Regions from separate parts of the Mus musculus genome. Here region 2 is linked to region 1. A link is a loop called in an ENCODE intact Hi-C map of the cell type or tissue named here. Cell type or tissue: left cerebral cortex. All regions are shown on one strand. Each heading gives the region's core, and the rest is flanking DNA. Links, peaks and the distances in the headings are about the cores only.

What was found. Peaks named below come from ENCODE experiments on the same cell type or tissue, not always from the same donor. Only the 100,000 strongest peaks of a DNase experiment are listed, where the experiment ranks them.
Region 2: it touches region 1 in a loop (3-fold over the local background); 2 of 42 quality-filtered maps call a loop at or near these places.

Annotation. Positions count from the first base shown.
Region 1 is chr2:121,219,924-121,227,923 of GRCm38, reverse strand. Trp53bp1 (transformation related protein 53 binding protein 1) reads left to right here. Exons shown (of 28, transcript NM_013735.4): 14 at 76-279; 15 at 4,162-4,219; 16 at 6,674-6,766. Among named protein-coding and RNA genes, the nearest start is that of Trp53bp1, 47 kb to the left of the region's middle. In left cerebral cortex, for the core only: a CTCF peak has its summit at 4,696 (motif pointing left); DNase peaks (open chromatin) are centred at 4,110 and 4,694; H3K27ac peaks cover 1,248 bases.
Region 2 is chr2:121,284,673-121,300,156 of GRCm38, reverse strand. Map1a (microtubule-associated protein 1 A) reads right to left here and starts at 10,555. Exons shown (of 7, transcript NM_032393.2): 1 at 10,285-10,555; 2 at 9,336-9,437; 3 at 1,478-1,560; 4 at 1,111-1,251; 5 at 1-888. The coding sequence starts at 10,522. It also overlaps a transcript of Trp53bp1 not described here. In left cerebral cortex, for the core only: CTCF peaks have their summits at 7,335 (motif pointing right), 9,793 and 10,555; DNase peaks (open chromatin) are centred at 9,839, 10,544, 11,094, 11,438 and 9 more places; H3K4me3 peaks cover 4,742 bases; H3K27ac peaks cover 5,802 bases.

The sequences.
Region 1 (8,000 bases), core at 1-8,000:
TCATTTCAAGTTGCTGTTTTTCATGTTTGTATTTTAGTGTTCTTTCTTTCTTCCTCCCTGCCCCCTTTCTTTCAGGGATTAGCAACTATCCAGAAAGCACCATAGCAACCAGTGATGTCACATCTGAAAGCATGGTGGAGATCAATGATCCTCTACTTGGGAATGAAAAAGGGGATTCTGAGTCTGCCCCAGAAATGGATGGAAAACTGTCTCTGAAAATGAAACTGGTTAGTCCTGAGACAGAGGCCAGTGAAGAATCTTTGCAATTTAGCCTGGAAAGTAAGTTTTATGTTTGTATTTGGTAATTAGTTACTCCAGGTTATCCACATCAGGGGGGGTTACAAATGACTGTGGATACACCACCTCTGTGGCACCCACACGAACAAGTACATATCCTACCCCCATACACATAATTTAAATAAAAGAGTCTAGAGTAGAAAATGTAGGATTTGCACTATAAACTTATGTGGACACTTCCAGGTAAACGCAAGATGTTTGGTTAGAATAAAAAGAGGGGGCTGGTGAGATGGCTCAGTGGGTTAGAGCACCCGACTGCTCTTCCGAAGGTCCAGAGTTCAAATCCCAGCAACCACATGGTGGCTCACAACCATCCGTAACGAGATCTGACTCCCTCTTCTGGTGTGTCTGAAGACAGCTACAATGTACTTACATATAATAAATAAATAAATCTTTAAAAAAAAAAAAAAAAGAATAAAAAGAGGATGTGAGATGCCCTGGAACTGGTGTTACAGATGGTTGTGTGTTGCCATGTGGGTGCTGGAAGCAAATCTGGGTCCTGGGAAGGAATAGGTGCTCTTAATTGCTGAAACTCTCCAGGCACCTCTCCCAGCCCCAGAATAATTTTTACAAAATTGCAGTGTCAGGTGGTAGGAGCTGAGGTATAGTAGGATAAGTCAGACATTGCTAGTTTGAAGAGTATGGGCTGGTGCCTAGCAACGTGAGGCCTTAGTGTGGGCCAGAGAGAAGACAACTCTGCATGTATCTCATCCTTGTGCTGTTTGCTCAAGGCTGCCAATTGTCTGAAGTCTTCTCTCTGGAGTAAGCTGAAGCCTCGGGTCGTGGTGTTGGAGCTCACTGAGAAGCCGGTTCTGGACATGGAGTCACCCCCTCCCCTAGAGCAGATCCACACATGTTTGTTATTGTCTTCCAAAACTCCCTGTCCTACTTGGGAGGCAGAGGCAGGCAGATCTTTGAGTTCAAAGGTCAACCTGATCTACAGAGTAAGTTTCAGGACAGCCAGGGCTTATAGAAAGACCCTTTCTCAAAGCAAACAAACAAACAAGCAAAACCCAAAAAACCCTGTCCTGGGGCAGGCTGCATCCTAAGTATGTAAAAGGGAGAGAGCATTAGACAGTTAAGGGTGTTAACAGACATTGCAGCCTTAGAAATAGCTGCAAGGCGAGGTTACCATTGCTCATCCCATCATCAAAGTCCTGCAGTGGAAAGAAGAAGCAAGTTTGTCATGGAGAGAGTGCTGTGCTCTGTCTGGGTGGTCTCAGTGGATGCCTTAGTCACCTGCTTCTGTGGGGCTCTCCCAGTTTATGTCTGCTGGGTGTGTTCTGTACCTGACTGGGTGGTGTTTTTCTATCTGCTGCTAGTCACTGTTTCTTTTTATTTTTCTTGCTGTATACTTAGTAAGCTCACTCATTTGAAACTGAAGATGTGACTGTTATAGATCAGTCCCCAGACCAGTTGGAACACAGGGCTTATTTATTTGAACCTAGAATGTCAATGGGAATGACAGTATTACATGATTTCACCCTTATTGTTATTTTGGGGATGAAATAAGAGCTTACCCAGAGAGAGTCTTGAGAAAGGGGCTGGTGTTGGCCTACAACACCTCAAGTTCTCAGCACAAAGGAGACTTACTTCCCCCAGAGAGACAATGGACAAGTAATAAGAGACAAAGGATGGGGTGAAGAGAAGAAAAAGGAATGTTTGTCTCCATGGGGACAAAGGACTGTCTCTGGATAGAGAGGAGACAGACTGGCCCTTAGGCAAGTGGTGGTCTATAAAAGTAAAAGGAGAAACCCCTTGTTAGGATATGGTGTTTAATTTTAACTGGGCATGTTAGGTGAGCCAAAGAGGGTTTTTGATTTCTGGACTTCAATATTTTAATAGCCAGACCTTAGTAGTCAGCCTCAGGAGGAGGAGGTAGCCGGATTAGGGAGTAGATCTTGGTGGCTAGCTTTAGGAATGGAATCTAATGGTTTTTAGCATGGAAGGGAGGACAGGGGAGAAGGGCATGGCCAGAGCCATGGTTGCCAAGCCTGGACTGGCTAGGGTGTCTTCAATATGCTGATGGTGGTAGTTGGGAGTCTGGAATAGGAGGACCTCAAATTCAAGGCCATCCTGAGCTGAGAAAATGGAGGTAGGAGGGGGAGAGAGGTGAGGGTCATGTTAGCACTGAATTCAACTTGACCTTTAGATGGAAATTGTACCTAGAGACGAGAAGGAGCCAAACTAAGGTCTGTCAGTCACAGTGATACATAGTACTCCCCTCTCCTTTATTTATTTGTTTGTTTGTTTTTCTACAAGGAAGGTAATATCAATCTCTGGGGCTCACAAATTCATTGACTTAATTTCACCCTCACAGCAGTTTACCCCTACTACCGTTTCCCATGGTATTTTACCCCTAGGCTGGTTGACGAAGCTCAGGTCCAGCCACCTTTCTGTTCCTGAACAGGAGGGCTCTAGCTACTGAACTCTGCTGCCTCCTTGATAGATGGTTGAGCATATGTTGAGTCTTGAGTGCTTTGTGAATATCTGAAACACTTAAGAACTGTGTTTTTCTGAGACTGGAATAAATTGCGGATGAAATGAACACAATTTAATCCCTTGACACTTAGTGACACGGTTATGAAAATACTGTGTTCTCTTAGCTTTGCACTTACAGTATTGTTGCTGACTCTTCTGTGGGAAGTGTCCTTTCAAATATCTGTCCTTAAAACATTTTTTAAAGTGAATTTATGTGTATGAGTTTTACGTGTGTGTGTGTGTGTGTGTGTGTGTGTGTGTGTGTGTGTGTGTGTGTGTGTGTGTAATGTTTATGCGTAGAACCTATGAAGTTCAGAAGAATCCTTTAGGGCTGGAGTTACAGATGGTTGTGAGCCACCATGTGGGTGCTGGGAACTGACTGAACCCAGGTAGTCCCCAAGAGCAACAAGTTGGGTAAAGCCTTGGGTGCCTTCTACATGAGTGTTTCTAAAATGAATCATTTATATATTAATTTATATATTAACTTATTTTCCTATATGTTTATTTATTTTGACATAGTTTCTTTATATGGCTCAGACTGTTCTAAAATTATTGTGTAGCACAGATTAGCCTTGAACTTAAGCGTCCCAAAATGTTGATATTACAAGGGTGTGTTTTACTTCACCTGGCTTGCCATGTAGTTTATTCAGGTTTTTTGTTTGTTTCTTTTTTAAATAAAGTGTTAGCTCAACATGGTGATGCACACCTTTAATCCCAGCACTTGGGAAGCGGAGGCAGGTGGGTCTCTGTGACTTTGAGACCAACCTGGCCTACATAGACCCTGTCTCAAAAAAGGTTTTTTTTTTTTTTTTTTTTTTTAAGTTTATGAATATTTTTAAAAGGTTGATTTATGTACTTTATGTATATGAGTGTTTTGTCTGCCTGTACATTTGCACACTAGAAGAGGGCATCAGATCCCATGGGGCTACAGTTATAGATGGTTGTGAGCTACCATGTGGGTGCTGGGAATTGAACCCAGGACCTCTACAAGAGCAGGCAGTACTATTAACTGCTGAGCCATCTCTCCTTTCCCTAACCCCACCATTTTTAGGTTTTCTCTTGTATTTTCTCATGTGAATTTTAAATTTCTTGTATGGGAAGGTGAGTCATAATTCAGATGGTTCAGTTTTCACTGACATATTATAGATTGTAGTTCTGGCAAAGTACATACGTTTTCTATAGGAAATCTGAAATGAAATAAAACGGTTGAGATGAGTTAGCCTGTGCTGCTGTGCATGTCTATTCTGTTGGCCTTTAGCTCTTCTTGTTTCCTTGTTTGTATTTCTGTTGTTGCTGGTGTGGCAAGCAGGCAGAGGCATTAGACTTGGGGTGACTGATGTCTGCTTTTCTTTCCTTTCTCTCACTGCTTTTGTTTTTGTTCAGAGCCTACAACTGCTGAGAGAAAAAATGGATCTACTGCCATTGCAGAGCCTGTTGCCAGGTAACCAGGGCTTGTTGTTATTTAGAGAAGTTTAATGCAAAGGTGCTGCATAAAGAGAGGAACACACTAAAACACTCAAAGCCCAGCATAAAGAATTCTGCAGTGTTTTGAATTACAGGCTTCCTCGGTAATTTTAAATATAACAAACGTTTGTTATTCTTACTGTTAGAATACCTACTAGTTTTCCTGCCATTCAAGTTCTTACTGTTAGAATCTAAGTACTTGTTTTCCCACCATTCAAGCCTTTTCTTTTTCTGTTGATGACCAAGGTGGGGGAAACAAAGGGCCAAAGGAGATGGTTCTAGATACACTGTCCTGGGCTCTGTGCTCAGCTGCAGCCTCAGGACATTCTGCCTTTTCTTGCCAAATTTCTTGCCAACTGCTATGCTGAGTTGTTTTTGCTTTGTCAGGAATGCTGCAAAGCCTTGAGTGAAGTATGCTGGGATATGAGGTTTTGGTGCTGAGGCTCTGCCATCTGGCGGTTGGGAGAATAGGCTTCTTGGTTTCTGGTGTGAGTCATCCCAGTGGGAAAACCCAAGCCAGTTGGTGACATACAGGTGATGGCTCTAAGGCCAGCACAGGCAGGCACTGTGAGTAAAGCCAATTGGATGTGAGAGTGCGCAGGGCTGAAGATGGCAGCCACACCTGTGCTCCATTCACAGTTCTTTGTCTCTGCCAGTGGCTGTCAATTTTTAGTGAGCTAGCTGGGCTCGAGCCCAGTTGTCATGCTTGCCTAAGTGAGGACTGTCGTTCAGCCCCTACTATGACAAATAAGTGATGCTTTAAAAAGAAAGGATTCAAGCTTATTATTGCCAAATCTTTAAAAATTTGAAGAGAATTTTAAATTTTTTAAAAAACATAAAGTGCCTACTGACTATAAATGACCCTCTTTGTGCCTTCTGAACTGTTGGGGAGAATATAGGGAGGGACGATGAGGAAAAAGTAAAGGATGGCGGGTTATGGGAAAAGGTGGAAGTCATTGGTATTGCCACGAAGCAGTTCTTTTTAAATTTAAAAATCTATGCTTAAGACTTCTGTTAATTTTTTTGACCTTTGGGTTCATATTAAGAAGTTATTGAGCCGGGCGTGGTGGCTCACGCCTTTAATCCCAGCACTCAGGAGGCAGAGGCAGGCGGATTTCTGAGTTTGAGGCCAGCCTGGTCTACAAAGTGAGTTCCAGGACAGCCAGGGCTATACAGAGAAACCCTGTCTCGAAAAACAAAACAAACAAACAAACAAAAAAGAAGTTATTGAAAGAGGATGGAGACTTGGCTCGGTGGCTAAGAGCACTGGATGTTCTTCAGAGGATCTGGGTTCAGTTCCCAGAACCCACATGGCATGCAGCTCACAGCTATCTGTAATTCCCGTCCCAGCGGTCTGATGCCTTCATCTGGCCTCTTTGAGTTTCAGGCATTTGTGTGGTACAGAGACATACATACAGGCAAAATACCTGTATACCTGAAAAGGTAAAATTAAAAACAAACTATTAGTAAAATAAGACATTTCAAATGAGATTTGTATTGTAAATGGTTGCTGCACTCTCTGCATTTAGGTAAAGTATTGCGTGTCCATGAAAGACCCCTGGACTCTGTTCAGAGCACTTGATGCCATCTTAGTTTTTTAGTCATTTTACTGTGGGAAGACAACAGTAGAGAGTAGTGTAATATGGACAACCGTATTGTAAGTGGCCAGTCCTCTTTGATTATAAAATCTTGGAGTTCCCCCCCTTCCACTAGTGGGTTATTTTGAAGGAGATTCTATTTCATACCATTTTATGTAATTATTTCAAGCCCTAAAAGATAAAGACTCTTATTTTAAATTAAGCAGTTGTTACTATACTTTTGACAACAGTGATTTCTTAATGCTATCAAGTATTTGGTGTTATCAAGATCCCAAATCTAAAACCCCATTCAATTCATATATTTAACTTTGTTTGCTTTTAAATCAAAATTCCTCTTTTTTGTTCCTCTTCCAAGTTACCTTCTAAAGGGACTAGATTGTTCATCTTATTTATTTCTGATTTTTTTCTCTTTATATCCTTTTCGTCTTTAGAGTCTCTCCAGTGACCTCACTGAAGGTTTTTACTGTGTGTTTTGCCTGCATCTGTGTGCCTGTACCTCACATGTGCCTGGTGCCATGGAGGCCAGAAGAGGGTGTCACACACTCTGGAACTGGAGTTACAGATGGTTCTGAGTTGTCACGTGGGTGCTGGGAATGGAACCTAGGGCCTTTGGAAGAGCAGCCAGTGCTCACAACTGCAGAGATACCTCTTTAGTTCCTATACTGAGAGATTTTTATTGTGCTAATTTGAAACATATCAAAGAGTTGGCTTTTGGGGTTTATGTAGGTTGGCATTTGGGATGCCAAGGAACTCTATGTCTAAATAGAGTGATCTCCAGAGATACTTTACCATTTGAAATTCATAAGATGCATTGCTTTAATGTATTATGTTAGTCTCCAGAAGCCGGTGCCTGTGTTTGGCTGCATCTATGAAGCCCAGCAAGAGAAGGAGGCTCAAAGTGAGGCTCCTCCCTCTGCACCCGACAGGTAAACATTTTGCTTTTCTTTTTTGGGGATGAGGTTTCATTTTGTAGCCCTGGCTGGCCTTGAACTTACAGAGTTCAACTTGTTGAAGTTGAACTTACCTGCCTCTGCCTCCTGAGTGCTGTGATTAAAGGCTTGTGCCATACTGTCTGGTGTATTTTCTGCAGCATTGATTCATTGCATGGCTGATTCCATTTCATGGTATTGATTGACACTGTTGTGTGAAGTTGGCTGTTTATGTATTTTACTTGCTATGCTGCTAGATGTTGTTTTGCCCAGGCTTGCCCTAGCTTCTGGGCTTAAGCATTGCTCGTCCGTTAGCTTCCTGAGCAGGTGAGACCACAGCTGCATGACTTTGTTTGTTTAGTTTTATCGAGATAATATTTTTCTGTGTAGCCCTGGCTATCCTGGAACTTGCTCTGTAGACCGGGTTGGCCTTGAACTCATAGATCTGAAAGGCATCATATCTGGTTATTTATTTGTTTGTTTGTTTTTTTATATTTATTTTTAAAGATAAATATTCTTTTGTAATTTTATATTATAAAAATTTACTTTCATTACAACTGAATTTGTAATGTAAAATGAATTTTGTAATTCATTTGTAATGTGTTCTTTTGTGTGAGTATATATGTGAGAGGCTGCAGTGTGCTCTCCATCCACTAGAGCAGTATGCACCCTTACCCCCACCCCGCACCCACCGCCCCTGTTGTTTCTTTGGTCCTCCTTCAGTCTTTCAGTGCCTCTCGCTGAGCCTGGAGCTCCTCATGTTCCCACCATTTCCCTACAAGCACAGAGATTACTAACACAGGCTTGTTAACCACACCTAAGTGTTTACAACTACATTTTAGTATTGATCATTTGTCAAGTGCTTCTAGGAGAATGAGAAGTACCAAATTCCTGATGTTTGGTAGTAATCTGCTAACCCTGCCAGTATTGTAATGAGTCACTGTCACCCCACCCAGAACTTTTTGAGTCATGGTCTCACTCTGGCCCTGGCCTAGCCTGGAACTCACTATGTAGATTATGCTGACCTCAGACAGATCTACCTCATTCTTCTGGGATTGAAGGAGTGCTCCACCAGTCCTGCCCATCACTTTTGGTCTTTTTTTTGTTTTTGTTTATTTGTTTTTTTGAGACAGGTTATCCCTGGCTGTCTGGGAACTGACTTTGTAGACCGAGCTGGCCTTGAACTCAGAAATCCTTCTCCTGAATGCTGGGATTAAAGGCGTGCGCCACC
Region 2 (15,484 bases), core at 3,721-11,720, 69 kb before region 1:
GGAGGTCAGGTAGGGGACGGAGATCTCTGCCTCCTTCCCATTGGCCAGCACTATGCCTGTCTTGGCTTTACTATTGCCTGCCCACTTCTGCATGAGGAACTGCATCTCCTTACTGTCCTTGACAGGGTTGAGGACATACATGTCCAGCCTCCCCACACCCATTTTGTGGAAGAGGGTCAGCGGCTCGATGGTGTTGCTGACCACTCGGTACAGAGGCTCGGCTTGGATGCCGAGGCGGTTCAGGTGCTGAAGGGTGAGACAGGCCTCCTCGATGCTGCGCTTGGCCTTGCGGGAGGCGTCGGGCAGCCGGAGCTTATCAGGCACATTGAAGAACACGACTCCGAGCTCAGGGGAGATGAGGTTCTTCACCCAGTCGCTGTAGCTGCTGGAGCCCTGGGACTGCTCCTCCTCTAGCTCTGCCACCTTGCGCTGCAGGAGCCCATTGATGCCTGGCAGATTGTCAGCCCCAATGTGCGTGAGCAGCACCGAGTCAATGCGGTCCAGGTGCCGCACCAGCTTCCAGAAGCAGGACTTGCGGTCAGAACCGCCGTCCACCAGGATGTTAAAGCCATTGACAGCAAAGAGAGCAGAGTCCCCACGGCCACCAGGGAAGATGTAACAGCAAGGCTTGGAGAGCTTGAGGAAGCCTCCTGAGGTGGGGGGCTCAAGCAGGTCAAAGGGGGACGGCACATCCACCGTCTCAGAGACATACTCGGAGAACTCGGCCACTCCATCCATGGTGGGCAGCACAGGCTCAGGATTTAGCCGGAGGTGCAAGGTCTCTTGGGAACTAGACAGTCCCAGGTGGCTCCAGTCACCCTCCCCTAAGCAGGAAACAGTGAGGAAGGCCTGGATCCCAGGGTCTCTATTGCTAAGCAACTGGGCAATCTAGAGGAATAGGAAAGAGAAGCTGATCAAATCATTGGGGTTATCTTAGTCTGACCCAGATTCAGCCCCTACTCTTTACCTTTTTCTGAGGTAAAATGCCTACCTCCTGTCAGGGTTCCTGATAGTCAGTGTTTATAAGACTTCCCCTCCCTTGCCTTTCTCCCTACAACTTAAGTCCTGCCTCCTGTCCCCTTCTTCCAAGACACGCAGCAGGGAACTCACCTCAGGTTTGTGAAGGACCTGGGCGAAGTTTTGATATGAGTAAGTACCACTCTGTAGGATAAGGTCTCCCTCGGGTTCTAAAGTTTGTCCACTCAAGATGAGGAGTTTGTGAGCTGATGGGCTACTAAGAAGATGGTGAACCTGAAATGGAGGGCAGAGAAGGCACAGGTATGGGGCACCCAGGGAAAGGCACTGAAAATCCCTGCCCTGCCCCCTTCAGTGATATAAGGACACATTCCTCACTCCGTATTCCCCAGAGTGGGGCTGAGGATCACAAGTCAGTTCAGATAGTAGCCCGAGGTATAGTGGCGCCGCCAAGGGTCGGTTATAGCACTCAGAACAAGCGAGGCGCAGGCACTGGCCTTACCTCTGAGCTGATGCTGTCTGCAGTGGGGTTGACTAGGATGATGGTCTCGAGGGTCTCACTCTGGTGGCAGAGGGTCCTCTGGCCTGAGGGAGAGATGTAGGCATGTGTACTGAAATCAGTAGGTATTGATTTAAAATGAGAAGTACTGGGGGGGGGGGCACAGGGGAGGAAAAACAAATGATCAGAAAATGGGGTACAGGGTACCCAGTCATCTAGGATGCCACTAAGGGAGGCCTGGGAACTGCCTCCTCCAGCCCTTCCCTTTCCAGGGTTCTCCCTCCTCTCCCCCACGGTAGCAGACTTCTCCCTTCCCTCCATCTGCCACACCCTCCGATGCTGCCCAGTCCCCGCCCTTTTGCCTAGAACTTCAGCCCCAGACAGCTCTGTTGACAAGGAGCTTTTTGTCCCTCTGGAGCACTAAGTTCCTGGTGCTGCCTGGGGATTGGGGGTGGGGGGAGGGCTCCAGGGATGGCGGTCTTTACGGAGCTTTCTCTGCCTTTGCCCGCGGCTGGCAGTAAGGAGTTAGGCGCTTCTGTCTCAGATTCCCCTTCCTTTCCACCCCAAGTCCCCTACCCAAGGACAGAACACCTGTAATAGAAGATGATGGAGACACGTGGCAACTGGTTTCTTGGAGGGGACAGAGGATTCTAACTTGCTATTTTGTTTTCTGACTCTGCCAAGCCTTCCGTGTCAGAGCCGTGCTCCCACCACCGTGCTCCCAAGTATTTCACAGCTCCCTCTCCTCTATCTCCCTCACGTGCCCAGGCTCTAGGGACACCCAGCTCGCTGCAGAACTCATCATCCCTGCGACCAGTTCCCTGCCTCAGAGTACAGAAAGTAAGTGGCTGGCTCAAAACAAGAAACAGGGCCAGCGATGCTCTCTGCCAAGCATCCTAGGACTGGAGGTACAAAGAGGAATGACTCCTGCAAGCTGTTTTTTGACCTACCTATACACGCACACACAGACAGACAGACACACAGACACAGACACAAACACAGACACACACACACACACACACACACACACACACACACCACAGAATTAAAAACAATAGCAAGCAGGGCATGGTGGTGGCGTACACCTTTAATCGGGAGGCAAAGGCAGTTGGGTTTCTATGAATTCAAAGCCAGTTAAGTTCCAGGACAGCCAGAGCCACACAGAGAATTCTATCCCAAAACACCTAGCCAAATAAAAAGCAGGACCGCCAACAACAGCCAAGGCATTGCTTAGGATGGGGGGGGGGGGGCAGATCCTCTCCCCAGGGCTTTCTCCAGACCCACATAAAACACTAAGCAGTGAAAGTAAAGAACACAGTGGGTGAGAAAGAGGCTAAGAAGGATGGACCCGACTTCCCAGGTTCCTGCCTTCCCATCTGCCTCCTCTTCCAGCACAGTAGCAGTCACCGTAGGGTTAACCTTAGGGGCAGCTGGAGGATACTGGGGAGGGGAGGCTCAGAGTCCGTTCCCTGGAGCCCTCTTCGGCGACTCCAACTCCCTTTTCTTTTCTGAGGCTGGGACAAGGGTGACTGGGGCCAGGGCCTTTGTTTAGAGGAAGAGCCTTGATGCCAAGGAGCAGGCAGCAGATGCAACTATGGGGAAGATGAAGGTGTCAGAGACCCAAATCCTATGCAGGGCCTGTTGGGTCCTCTTCTGTGAACTTGGGAGTGGAGGGACACTTTGGCACAGGCAGGCAGGAGCAGGGCTTACGCAGCCTGGGCTATCTCCATCCTCTGCCAGTCTTAAGTCAGACTTAGAAGAGCCAGGACTCCCCCATCACAAACAAGGTCACACTTCAATCTAGGTAGAACAGAAAGACACGTCCTCTCCAGCTACCATCTCCCTACTCCAGCAGCTTCACGGTCCCCAGTGTATCCTCACAAGACCTTTGACCCCACTTCCTGGCCTGACACAGGACCCCCAGCCCCACTCCTGGGGAGCTAGTCCATTACATCGCTCCTTATCCTGGGAGAAGCCTGGTTTCTCTCTTCTGCCCCCCAGCTCTTCCAATGAAGGGAATTGCCGGGTTTTTTTTCCCCTTTATCTTTGCAGAAGACTATCTTAAGAGATTGGGGCGCTTCCCACAGCCAGTGCTGTGGTTGGGGGTGGGCTTCGGGTGTGAAGCTGAGTGGGCAGGAGGGCAGGTGTCTCTGCAGTGAGGCGGGGGGGGGGGTGCTCAGGCAGCTGCAGTCTGCCGCAGTGTGTGAGTGTGTGTGTGTGTGTGTGCGCGCTAAGCTCAGCCTCCAGCTCCAGCTCCGCCCCCACCCCCCACCCCAGCATGACAAGTCATTTTCTTGGCTGCCTCTGCATGGGGGGTGGGGGGTAGGGATGGGGGTGCATGCAGAGCAGGAGAAGAAACTGGCTTCTGTTGGAAGAGCCCCCATCTTGGGAAGGAAAGCACAGATGAGGTGAGGGTGGGGCCGAGGCAGGGAACCCGTGGGGTTGACAGGACGGAGAATGCAGGGCAGCTGCTGAAGAGCCAGGGCTCTCAAGCTCCTGAGTTGCCTCAGAGAGGCCACAGAGGGGGGCTTAAAGCCCCAGGCTCAAGCTGGCCACAGGGAATGGGGTGCGGGGAGCCAAAACCAAACCAGTTAGCCTATACGGAGGCACATGCCACGTCTCAGTGACCCATTCCTCCGTTCTCTTCCAGAGTGTCACCCCCTTCCCTTACTTGGCAAAAACTCGCTGCCACACTCACCCCAGAATAGGGAGCAGCTGAACAATCTAGTAGCTGATAACCCAAGGACCCTCCCAGTAGGTAAATTCCCCCTTCCTCTCAGCTTCTTCTGTTTTCCCTTAAAGACACAGCCCCCAAATTCCTCCTGTGCCCTGGCTGCCAGGCAAAACCGGTGGCACCACCCTCTATTGCTGCCTCTCAGCTGATGGTCCCCACCCCCACCTAGTACAGAGGTGGACTGTCACAGCCCCTGTTGGTTCCACTGGCTGTGGATCCAGGCTGAACCCCAAGTCAGTAATGTTCACCTCCTCTCTCCCTCCATCCCAGGCTGCCTTCCTACCAGGCTAGCCCAGGTCCAGATGCATCAGATTTACAAGGTACCAGATACCCCATCCCAGCTCCTTATCTACCACAGCATCCCCTAATCCTTCTGCCTTGCCGTGCCCTTTGGTTAGGCTCTTACCCTGGGGTGTGGGAGGGAGCCCCTCATGGAGGCGTCGGCTCCGGCCTCAGCCTTAGCCGGGCAGCTTCAGGGAAGAGTCTGCGGCACTTGGGGTGGGAGTGAGGGGGGGCTGCTTGACGGGGAGGGCGGTGCCAGGGCGGGGAAGAGGGGCTGGTCCGTGACGAGGCACTAGAGACTTAACTGTTTCTTGGCCTTTACAGTCTGAATGATCTGGTGCCTCTGCTTGGCTACTGGGAAGGGGAGGGAGCTAAGGGGTTCTCTATCAGTTCAAAGAGCCAGGGTGACCTCCAGCAGCTCTAAGGACCTTCTCCCCAAATCCTGTTTAGTAAAGAAATACTCTCTCGGCATCAACCAAAGGACCACAGCCCCACACCGGGGCACAGAGCCAGCTATAGGAGGCAAGGGCTGCATGGGCCCTCCCCCTTCCTCTTAGAAACCATCTGCTGCCTCTCCCCTCAGATGGACCCAGAGAGTGACCTTCAGTCACTGCAAGAGCCGAAGACAAAGAGGCTAAGGGGCCATAAATGTAAGGGAGCAGTGTGAGGGTAGTGAGTGACGTGGATAGCTGGACCCTGTTCTGCATCGCAGCAATGGGGAGCTGGGGAGGACATTTTAGACTGGAGAGTAGTGTGAATGTTCTGGAGCAGTCCCCCACTGGGGTGGGGCACAGGGACCCTGGGAGCTTCATGCAGGTCTGTGCTAATGCAGCCTGGCTGTAAGAGCACCCACACACGTTGCTTCTGAGTACTGGCTGTTAGGAGGCAGACGTGGAAGGGTAAGGAAGGTTTCTGCCTTCCATTGAACAAGTTAACGAAGACCAAGGACCATCGTCGCCAGGAGCCCAGGCTCAAGCAAAGCTTTCTCACTATAGAACACTCTAACATAAAGTACTCTTAGGGTCAGAGATGATCTTACAATGACTCGGTAGAGTGTTTGGGTCTCAATTGCTGCTCCTCTCCTCTCCCTGTAGCTGTGCTGTGTCTCACTTGATCTTGAACAGTCTTACGTTGACCTTGTGCCCTCCCGGCTCAGCCTCTGTCTCCACCTCTGCTAAGTGCTCCAGGACTAAAGGAAAGATCTGGAGAGCTGGAGCCCTGTGAGGTTCATACTCTTACATCCTGTCCTCTCCACAGTAACCCTCCCTGGGTGTGGTCAGCTCCTTCCGCCCACTCACCAGCCCCAGCCCCACCCCTGCTCCAGGCTGCCAAGGGCTGCTTTTGAAGGTCAGAGAAGCCAAAATAGTCTCTGCTCTCAGCAACCCCTACCCCGCTTTAGCTACAGCCAGAGGAGAGAAGTAGCTGAGTCACCAGTACTCTGGGGGACAGGGGGAACAGGATGCAAAGTAGCAACATGCCATATCCCTATTTGAATAGGAGCGGCCATCGGCATAGACACACACATAGATGTAAACCAGCTCAGCAGCATGGAGTAATACTCTACCTTCTGCAATGTCATCACTCTTATTTCACCCTGCCTCCAGCCTCCTGACTCCTCTATGCTTTTTAGGGATCTCTCAGTGTTTGGCGGGGGGGGGGGGGCACAACCTTAGTAGACATTGGGATTGAGAACAAAATATCATCCTCCAACTGAGATCAGAGCCCACCCTTGTTCTCAGCCATACACCCCCATAGCACACCTTGGCCCGGTGATTCCAGGTCACAGTTGGTTTTCCTTCCCTCCCCATCTCTAAGCTACCATTTGTGACAGCCTTTAACCCTTAATCCCTCTCTCATGCAGTGAAATGGTGAGATGCCAAAGAAGAGAGGGAGGTCTGAGCAGCCCCCGAATTCACACCCGATGCCACCTTCTGAACCATGCCACTAAATGATAAGTTAAACAATCTCAGAGCTTGCTTTCTGAACTAGTGAGTTCGTACATCAGTGCCACCTGTGACGACTGACCTTATCTGAAGAAAACGTTCCTTTCTGCCTACAATCCTAGCCTTGCAATGCATAAACGTGATATTTCTCTCATTGTGGAAGGTTTCAGAATTACCCTAAATCAGGATCCCAGTCTACACTAGTACTGGGGTATCCTAAGTTCTCAGACAAAACCCAAACTGGGGATGCTTGCAAAATGAGGCTTAACTTCTGTTCATCTCTCTCTGCCTTCACATTTCCAATGTAAACCTCTAATTCAGGATCCTCTGAGCACATGAATGTAACAAAGAGTCAGAAGGACTTAAAGGAATTCCTTAGCCTTCTCCTCTCCACCTCTCTCACCTCTTTCCAGTTCTCCAGGGTCTTGGGTAGCCCAGACTGGCCATGGACTTGCTATGTAGCCAAGGATGATCCTATGCCCCTACTTCCCAAGTGCTGGGATGGATTATGGGCCTATGCCACCACACTAGGCTAGCCCATACTTCTTAGTCTTAGAACATCAATCCTCCCTTCCCTATAGGAGCTCAACAGCAAATGCCTCCGTTTTATTGAATCTCAGTAGTGATGTGTCAGTGTGTGTGTGTGTCCACCATTCCCTACCCCCACTGTAGATCCAGGGCCTTCTGCATGTTAGGTGGGCTGCACCCCAGACCTTAAGTACAGTTTTCAATTACCCTAAGTTTTCCTAAAGCTATGTTAAAAATGCTTAGATGCTTCAGAGATCTGGAGGAGGAGTGGGAGCTATAAAGGAAGGCCCCAAATCTCTGCTGCTGATTGGTATGAAAGCTACCCTTTACATTTATTTTATTTTATTTTTTTTACCAGACGTGACCACTAGAAGGAGCTGGGCCACTGACTATCTGAGGGCCCCTTCTTTTCTGTATGTGTGGGGGTGGGATTGTAAATGTAGAGGGGGTAGGCCTAAAAATAATCACGCTCTTCCTATCATTGTAAGACATATTTTGTTCCTTCATTATTCTGGCCATAGTGGTCTACCCTATGAAGTAGGCCAGAAAGGTCAAACCATAAGACCGTTAGTGTATCTCCTTCAGTTCACCCCAACTCTTGGGTACCCTAACCTATCCACTCAAAGGAGGCTGGAAGGAGAAGGCAGTGCCTGCAGCTGCTTTGGGCAGGCTGTGTTCAGAGACAGCTGAAAGAGAAACTAGCAGGGGTGGAGCTATGGCTGCCTTAAGCTTTGTGCCCCCCTGCCCCCAGGAAATTCTCCACTGTTCTTCAGGGACAGAGGCCACCATGACAATGTCTAAACCTAAAACAAATTCTGTATGCTAAAAGTACGTTAGCATCTCGAGTGGATGGCTTCAAGCCCCTTGAGGACACCATAGCAAAACTGATTGAGGACATCAGTGGGTGTTTCTATTCCAGTGCCTGTTTCTGAGAATATGACACCCTGCAAACCTCTTCCCAAGCATTTCCTTAGTCTCAACTGGAAGAACAGCTAGGGACTTTGCCTCAGATATTGTTCATTTCTTACAGTACTCAAAGTCTCTATGGCCAGAAGGACAAGGTTAGAGAATCTGGTTTGAATTCCTAGTAGGACCCTAGATAACACTCAATCCTCAGTAATCAGTTGAACCCCCAGCCATCCCTTTATTCAGCCTTGTTTCTAGGAGTGTCAAGTGGCAAAACTGTCTTTTGGTCATAGGGAATAGTGGAGGATGTCATGACATGGGTCATTGTCAAAAGAAGGTAATCTCCAAGGAGCAAATGGCTCGTTTTCCAGGAAGCCAGTCCCATCAGGAAGATGCCAGCGTCATGGTATTTAAGCTGCTGCACATACTCTAAGTGTAATAGAGCTTTAGCCATGTCAACCTCACTTTCTCCAGCCTCTCCACAGCAGCTCATGAGAACTCATTGATGAGGAACTGGCCAGACTGGCGGAGCAGAAAGTCTATCTGCTGTACTGGACTGTTGAGAGTTAGTAACATGTGAAGTCTGTTATTTGGTAGCAATGACTATTGAGTACATGGAAGTCACATCCTATAAAACTATACGGAAGCAGGTACGGTGGTACATGCCTACAACTCTAGTACTCAGGAGGTAGAGGCAGGAGGATAACAAGTTTGATTGCATCCTAGACTACATGTGGACTATAGAGTGAGATCCTGGTTTTTTTGTTTGTTGTTTTTTAAAAGAAAGTTATATTGATTGGTGTGTCAACATTTACAATAATATGGCCAGATGCCCAACACCTTTATCAAGGGACGTAGGACTTTCCCAACTCTCTCCGTAGACACCTGCAGTAGAATGCTAATTAAGCTTTTATCGCACATTTCTAGACGAGTTCTCCCACCCATCAGACCTGATCTCAGAATCAAGCCTCACAAATCGAGGAGACCTTTGTCCCAGCCTGGCTCCCTGGGTGCTGATCTGATCAGCCCTAGGTGGCAGCCTTCTGTTCTGCTCTGAAGATCTGCTGGCTAAGCCAGGAGGAAACAGAAAAGAATCCTGGAAGGTGGGCTGTGAGAAATAAGGGTCTGGGGAGGTGAATGAGGCATTCTGGGATGTTTATAAAGAGAAGCAAGAAAGCTGGGGTATGCAGAAAGGGAACACAGAGGAAAAGCTTTTACCTGCGAGTGGTTTGATCACTTTCTTAGTGCTTGTCAGCTGCTGTGTACAACAACGTTTTTCCTGACAAAATTATGCTCTACCATCATATTGAGTGGTTGCAGTGTGTACTGGGCATTATCCACAGCATGTGTAAATAGCTGTGGAGCCATCAAAAGTCCCTCCCTTTTTACCTACCCAATCCTCCCATAAGGCCAGTTCTGGCCTGGATACTGGACCCAAAGGACTGAGACAAATAACCCTAGTCCTAACCTTTGACCTCTGAGGAGAAGTGAGCTAGGTGCCGGGTAATGAAGAGTCTCAACTGTTGGTTCAAGTCAAAGGATGATAAGTCAATATTCCAGGAGAGAATCCCTGTAAAAGAAAAGGGGGAAAAAAAATAAGAGGGTTCTAGTCAAAGTCACCCACAGAAAGCATTGCCAAGCTCCTGGGAGAGGAAAGAAATGGGAGGTGATGCCTCCAAGAAGGATAGCTAGTACCTGCTTTTTCCCCTTTCCAGAGGGCAAAGAGCAGAGTTTAGAATGGGCTTACTAATAAATGAGCTTGGAGTTTTTGTTTTTCAAGGCAAAACAGTTACGGTAGAAGTGACACGCAAGGGTCTATTTCCATATACTGTAGGTTTCCATAATGATCCCTCTTGCTAAATCAGATTCTAGATTCTCCTATGCCCCCTCCCTTGCCTCCATCCCCTGCTTCCACCCGCAGGTGGCTCCGCAGCACTGCGCCACAGGCACGGCTGAGGGAGGTGAGCTGCAGAGCCACGAAGGTCACTCTCTAAACTTGGCTGCCAGCATTCAGAGATTTGAGATGTGTACCTCGCGTTCAAAAACCTCCCCTAAAGAAGAAATTGTAAGGTAGGGACATGGACTTTTCAGGGTCTGATGAGGACTTTCGGATATATGGTCCAGTGGCTTCGGGAAAGGGGTGTGACCAGAGGGACCCCAGGGTCTCCACGGAGCTTCTCCTGCTCCTGCTCCGGGACACTGCGGAACAGAATGGGGTATGCAGAAAGGATGGGCAAGCAAGGTGTTGGCAGCTCGAGAGGACAGAGGCACATTCATGGAAGATGCAGGTGACAGGGTCGCAGGTTTCGGGAAGTGCACATAGAGATAGAGGAGACAGAAATGTGCACTGGGAGATGAATGCAGATGGCGGAGAGGCATGGATGGAGTACTGCGTAAAAGCCAGGAGAGCGGCTCACCTTGTTCAAGGTGGGCCCGCACGGCCCTCAGCTGACTCTCTGTACCGATATCGCCGATCACGATGAGCAAGGAGTATTTCCGCAGGTCCCAGCGCGCTGCCGCTACCGCGGCACCGGCCTCGCAAAGAGGCTCCGCCGGGTTCTGAGCTGGCGGTGCACCGAGGCTCTGGAGCCCCAGCTCCGGAGTTGTCTCCATGGCAACGCTGCCAGGCCGCGCGGTCCCGGCTTCGGTCGCCATGGAAACTCCCGCGGAGTGTTAGGCTAGCTGCGTCCGCTGCGGGGAGAGTGCGCGCGGTTCTTAAAGGCCGGCGGCAGGAGCCGTTCATTGGTCACTGCCTTCTAGGGGCGGGGCTGAAGCGCCGCAGGGGCGGGGCGGGGATGCGGTGGTTGTGCCGCTATGGGTGGTGGCTGCAGTCATCCACCTGCAGTTTTCCTGACCAAGTGCCCCTCTCCGACTTGAGCCAGGGTAAGGGTTCTGCGAGACCCAGCCGAGGGCGGAGTCCAAGGCGCGAGAACAACATCCATCTAGTTAGGCTGTGTCTGCGTTGAGCACAGTGTGGGAGGCAGTTCCGCAGCTTCTCTCGAACCTTGGGGAGCCATCTTGCCCTTCGCTGTCTCGGGGTTTCTATCGTGGTCTCCATCTGGCAATTATCGTTGTCTCTATTTTTCCCCCCGCCTCGCTGCATGCCAGGGTCTAGGTTACCAACCTGGGTTTCCCCGTCCTTGCCCCGAGCTCCGGGCGTGGTCAATCAGGCTGCGCAGTATTGGAGGGGACAGGATGACCTTCCTACCCTGAGTCCCTGGAGAGTAGTTATTCCAAGGATAGTGGTTGGCTAGTCTCCATATTTGCTGAGTGCAATGAGCTCAGACTGCAGCAAAGAGTATTTGAGTAAAACCCAGGAAAGACTTCCCAGCTACTAGGGATGTGACACAGTGGATAAATTTAGGAGACCATGTAATTACTGTACAGAACTGAATTAATATTCTCTGTCTTTCCCTCTCCTTCTCTCCATCCCTTCCTTTCCTTCCTCTCCCCTTCTCTTGCTGAACCCCCAACTCCCCATTCTTCAAAGACTCTCCACCACTACAGCTGATCTTACCCTGAGTCATTCTGTTGTGTGCATCAGAGAGAAGGCCTGTGTTTAGGCTCCAGTTATACTTGCTTTTTCTTCCATTTACCTTGCACTTTGGAGATGGTAGAAGAGAAGAAAGGCTACGGAGATGATTCAGTTGGTAAAGTACTTCCCTGGCAAGCAAGTGTTCAGGTTCTCAGAACTGTAAAAAAAAGCCAGGCACAGCGGTGAGCACTTGGAATCGCAGAGATGGTAACTAGGAGGGAGAGACAGATGAATCTCTGGAAGCTCGCAGGCCAGCTATACCATTGAGAGACCCTGGTATCTATAGTACAAAGAAGAAAAGGGTGTCTGAGGGACACCACTCCAGGTTGTCCTCTTGCACTCACATGTGCACACATGAAATCCTACTCCTTAAAAGGATAGAAAAGAGGTAATAGCTGATACCTCAAGCCTGCCAGTGAACCACGTTCTGACTGTTAAGTACCTCACAGAAATCTTAGCCCTATCTTGAAACATACTATACCTAACCATCCAGTCCATACTGTAAGTACTTTGGACATGCCATGAAAATCCTTTCTGTAGCAGAGACAAGAAAACTACTCTCAGGACATCAGATGGTAGGGTGCCTCTTCCCATACACTGCCAGCTGCAAACCCGAATCTGGAAAATGGCATGGGAAAATGTGCAGGCCTTTACTACAATCATAAAGAGTGGCATATGTGGCAGGAAGCCAGAGTGGAGCAAGGGGACAGTTTCCATAGCAACTGTAGAGATGAGCCTTTAGACCAGCAGAGGGTCTCTGTCTAAGGGACAGCAGCAATTAAGTACAGAGTCAGCTTCCATTAAGGCTAGCAGAGGTTAGACAATAGATATAAATGGTACAGGAGGAATCACACTCAGATTAGTCAGTAGGGCCGAAATTTAGGACTCTGATTTTAGATCCTGCTATAATCAAGTCTTAGTAATTAATGGCTGCAAATGCAGACTGTAATGGTGCTAAAAAAAAATCACACATGTGTTCTGTATAACTACGCAGTGGTCCCGTTGCCAAAGGCAGACAAGGTCATAGAAAGATTGGCTCCAGGTATCTCTTATTCATTCTCTTCTGGGTGATGTGTCCATTATAGTCATTACAGTACCAGGGAGTATCTTAAAAGCTAGATGTAGTGGTGGAGTGTGTCCCTTAGTAGATGAGGCAAGAGGATTGCTAAAGTCAAGGCTCGACTGGGCTACATAGTAAAGCCGTAACTCAAACAAGCAAAATTCCATCAACAACAAACAATATTTTTAAGTCTTAAATTATACACATATTTGCACAACGTGCTCTGTAAAGAAAGCTGGAGTGTGTGCATGTATGCTCCAGATTTTCTTTTTCTTTTTTTTTTCTTTTTTTTTTTTTTCTCTCTTTTGAACAGGGTCTCCCTGGCTGACTGGAATGGAACTTACTATGTAGACCAGGCTGCGCTTGAACTCAGAGATTTACCTGTCTCTGCCTTCCAAGTGCTTAAATTAAAGGCATGCTCCAAAATACTTGGACAGATATTAATTAATTTTTGTCTGTCTGTGCCTCTGTTGTATATGAGCACGCGTGTTTCGGTAGCCATGGAGGCTGAAAGAAGTGGCATTGCAGGAGGTTGTAAGATGCCCAGTGTAGCCGGGCAGTGGTGGCGCACGCCTTTAATTCCAGCACTCGGGAGGCAGAGGCAGGTGGATTTCTGAGTTCGAGGCCAGCCTGATCTACAAAGTGAGTTCCAGGACAGCCAGGGCTATAAAGAGAAACCCTGTCTCGAAAAAAAAAAAAAAAAAAAAAGATGCCCAGTGTAGATGCTGGAGACAAACTTTGGTCCTCTGCAAGAGCAACAATCACTCTTAACCATGGAGTCTTCAGACCCTGTGCACCAGAATTTATAACGACAGGAAACACATGGGAAAGACTTAGAAAGCTGAATAAAGAAGAGTGGTATAGTGGCACACATCTGTTAGCCTTGCAGTTGGGAATTAGAAGCAGGAAGACCAGGAATTCACCCCTGGTTCCACAGCACGTTGAAGCCTGCCTCCATGCTGCATAACAGACCTCGTCTCACAAAATAAATAACAAAGGCCAAGCAACACGTTTTTACCTGTTTTGTGGCCATGTTTAAAATTCTGCTGTGTCAGAAGTTGTATAGTAAAAGTTAGTTACTCAAAAGCCCATTTATTGGTGTGTGGCGGTTGCAGGGCTTTAATCCCAGCAAAAGCAGGTAGATCTCCGAATTCAAGGCCAGCTTGATCCACATAGTGAGTTCCAGGCCAGCCAGGACTAAATAGTGAGCAAGACTCGGTGTCAAGTTAAAAAACAAAGCAAAACCACAAACAAATAACCCACCCAAAGGATTGTTGGAAAATTGTGATATGCATGAATGTAATACAGTCACGTGTGTAGCACATACAGTTGTTCTAGGTGACTGCAGAGCCCATCTTAGTGTTTTATTTAACTGTGGATTCCTTTGCCCATCACAGATGATCTTTAGGATGCCTCCATAACAGATACTGGGTATAAGAAATGCCTTTGAATTGTGAACATAGAAGGGCCATTGAATTGTGTGAAGCATCTCTAAGGGCCCACCACTGGAAGAGAAGTCCGTTATGCAAGAGGAAGACAGCAGCACAGACTTTCTCCTTAGGCCTGCACTAGCATGGTCATAAAGCAAAAACTGGAGGGCTAGGAAGATATTTCAGTCCATAAACTGTTTTCTGTGTAAGCACGAGATCCAGTTTAACCTCTATAACCCACATAAAAAGCCCCAAATGGTGGTATATGCTTGTAATCCCAGAACTTAAGGAGGCAGGGACAGGAGGATACCTGGGTTTTTCTGGCCAACCAGCTCAATTTAATTATTGAACCCTATGTCCCAGTGAGAGACACTACCTAAAAACAAAACAAAACAAAACAAAACAAAAAACCCACCAAAAAATGGTGTTTTTGGGGGCTGTAGAGATGGCTCCGGGGTCAGGAGTCTGAATAGTCAGAGAACCAGAGTTAAATTCTAAGCATCTACATGCACACAACCATCTGTAAGTTCATGGGAATTGATGCTTTTTTCTGCCTCTACAGGCACCAGATTTGCATATACTGTATAGACATACATGCAGACATACACATTAGATTGATAAATAAATTACAAACAGACTACCCCACCCAGGGATCCATCCCATAATCAACCACCAAACCAGACACTATTGCATATGCCAGCAAGATTTTGCTGAAAGGACCCTGATATAGCTGTGTGAGGCTATGCCAGTGCCTGACAAATACAGAAGTGGATGCTCACAGTCATCTATAGGATGGAACACAGGGCCCCCAATGGAGGAGCTAGAGAAAGCACCCAAGGAGCTGAAGGGGTCTGCAACCCTATAGGTGGAACAACAATATGAACTAACCAGTACCCCCAGAGCTTGTGTCTCTAGCTGCATATGTAGCAGAGGATGGCCTAGTTGGCCATCATTGGGAAGAGAGGCCCCTAGGTCTTGCAAACTTTATATGCCCCAGTACAGGGGAATGCCAGGGGCAAGAAGTGGGAGTGGGTGGGTAGGGGAGCAGGGCTGGGGGGGGAGGGTATAGGGAACTTTCGAGATAGCATTTGAAATGTAAATAAAATATCTAATAAAAAATTACAAACAAACAAACAAGGTAGACAAGAGTCCTGTCCTGGCTAGTTTTGTTTTGTTTTAGTTTGGTTTGGTTTTTCAAGACAGGGTTTCTATGTGTAGCCCTGGCTGTCCTGGAACTCACTCTGTAGACCAGGCTGGCCTCGAACTCAGAAATCTACCTGCTTCTGCCTTCCAAGTGCTGGGATTAAAGGGGTGTGCCACCACTGCCCAGCCTGGCTAGTTTTATGACATTAAGCTAGTGTGGTTTGGGAAAAAGGATTCTCAATTAAGAAATGACTTCATGGGAAAAGGGTGGGTAGAAAGAAAGAAAGAAAGAAAGAAAGAAAGAAAGAAAGAAAGAAAGAAAGAAAGAAAGAAAGAAAAAAAGAAAAAAAGAAAGGAAGAGAGAAAGGAAGGAAGGAAGAAAGAAAGAAATAGAAAGAAAGGAAAGAAAAGAAAGAAAAGAGAAAAGAAAAGAAAAAGAAAAGAAAGAA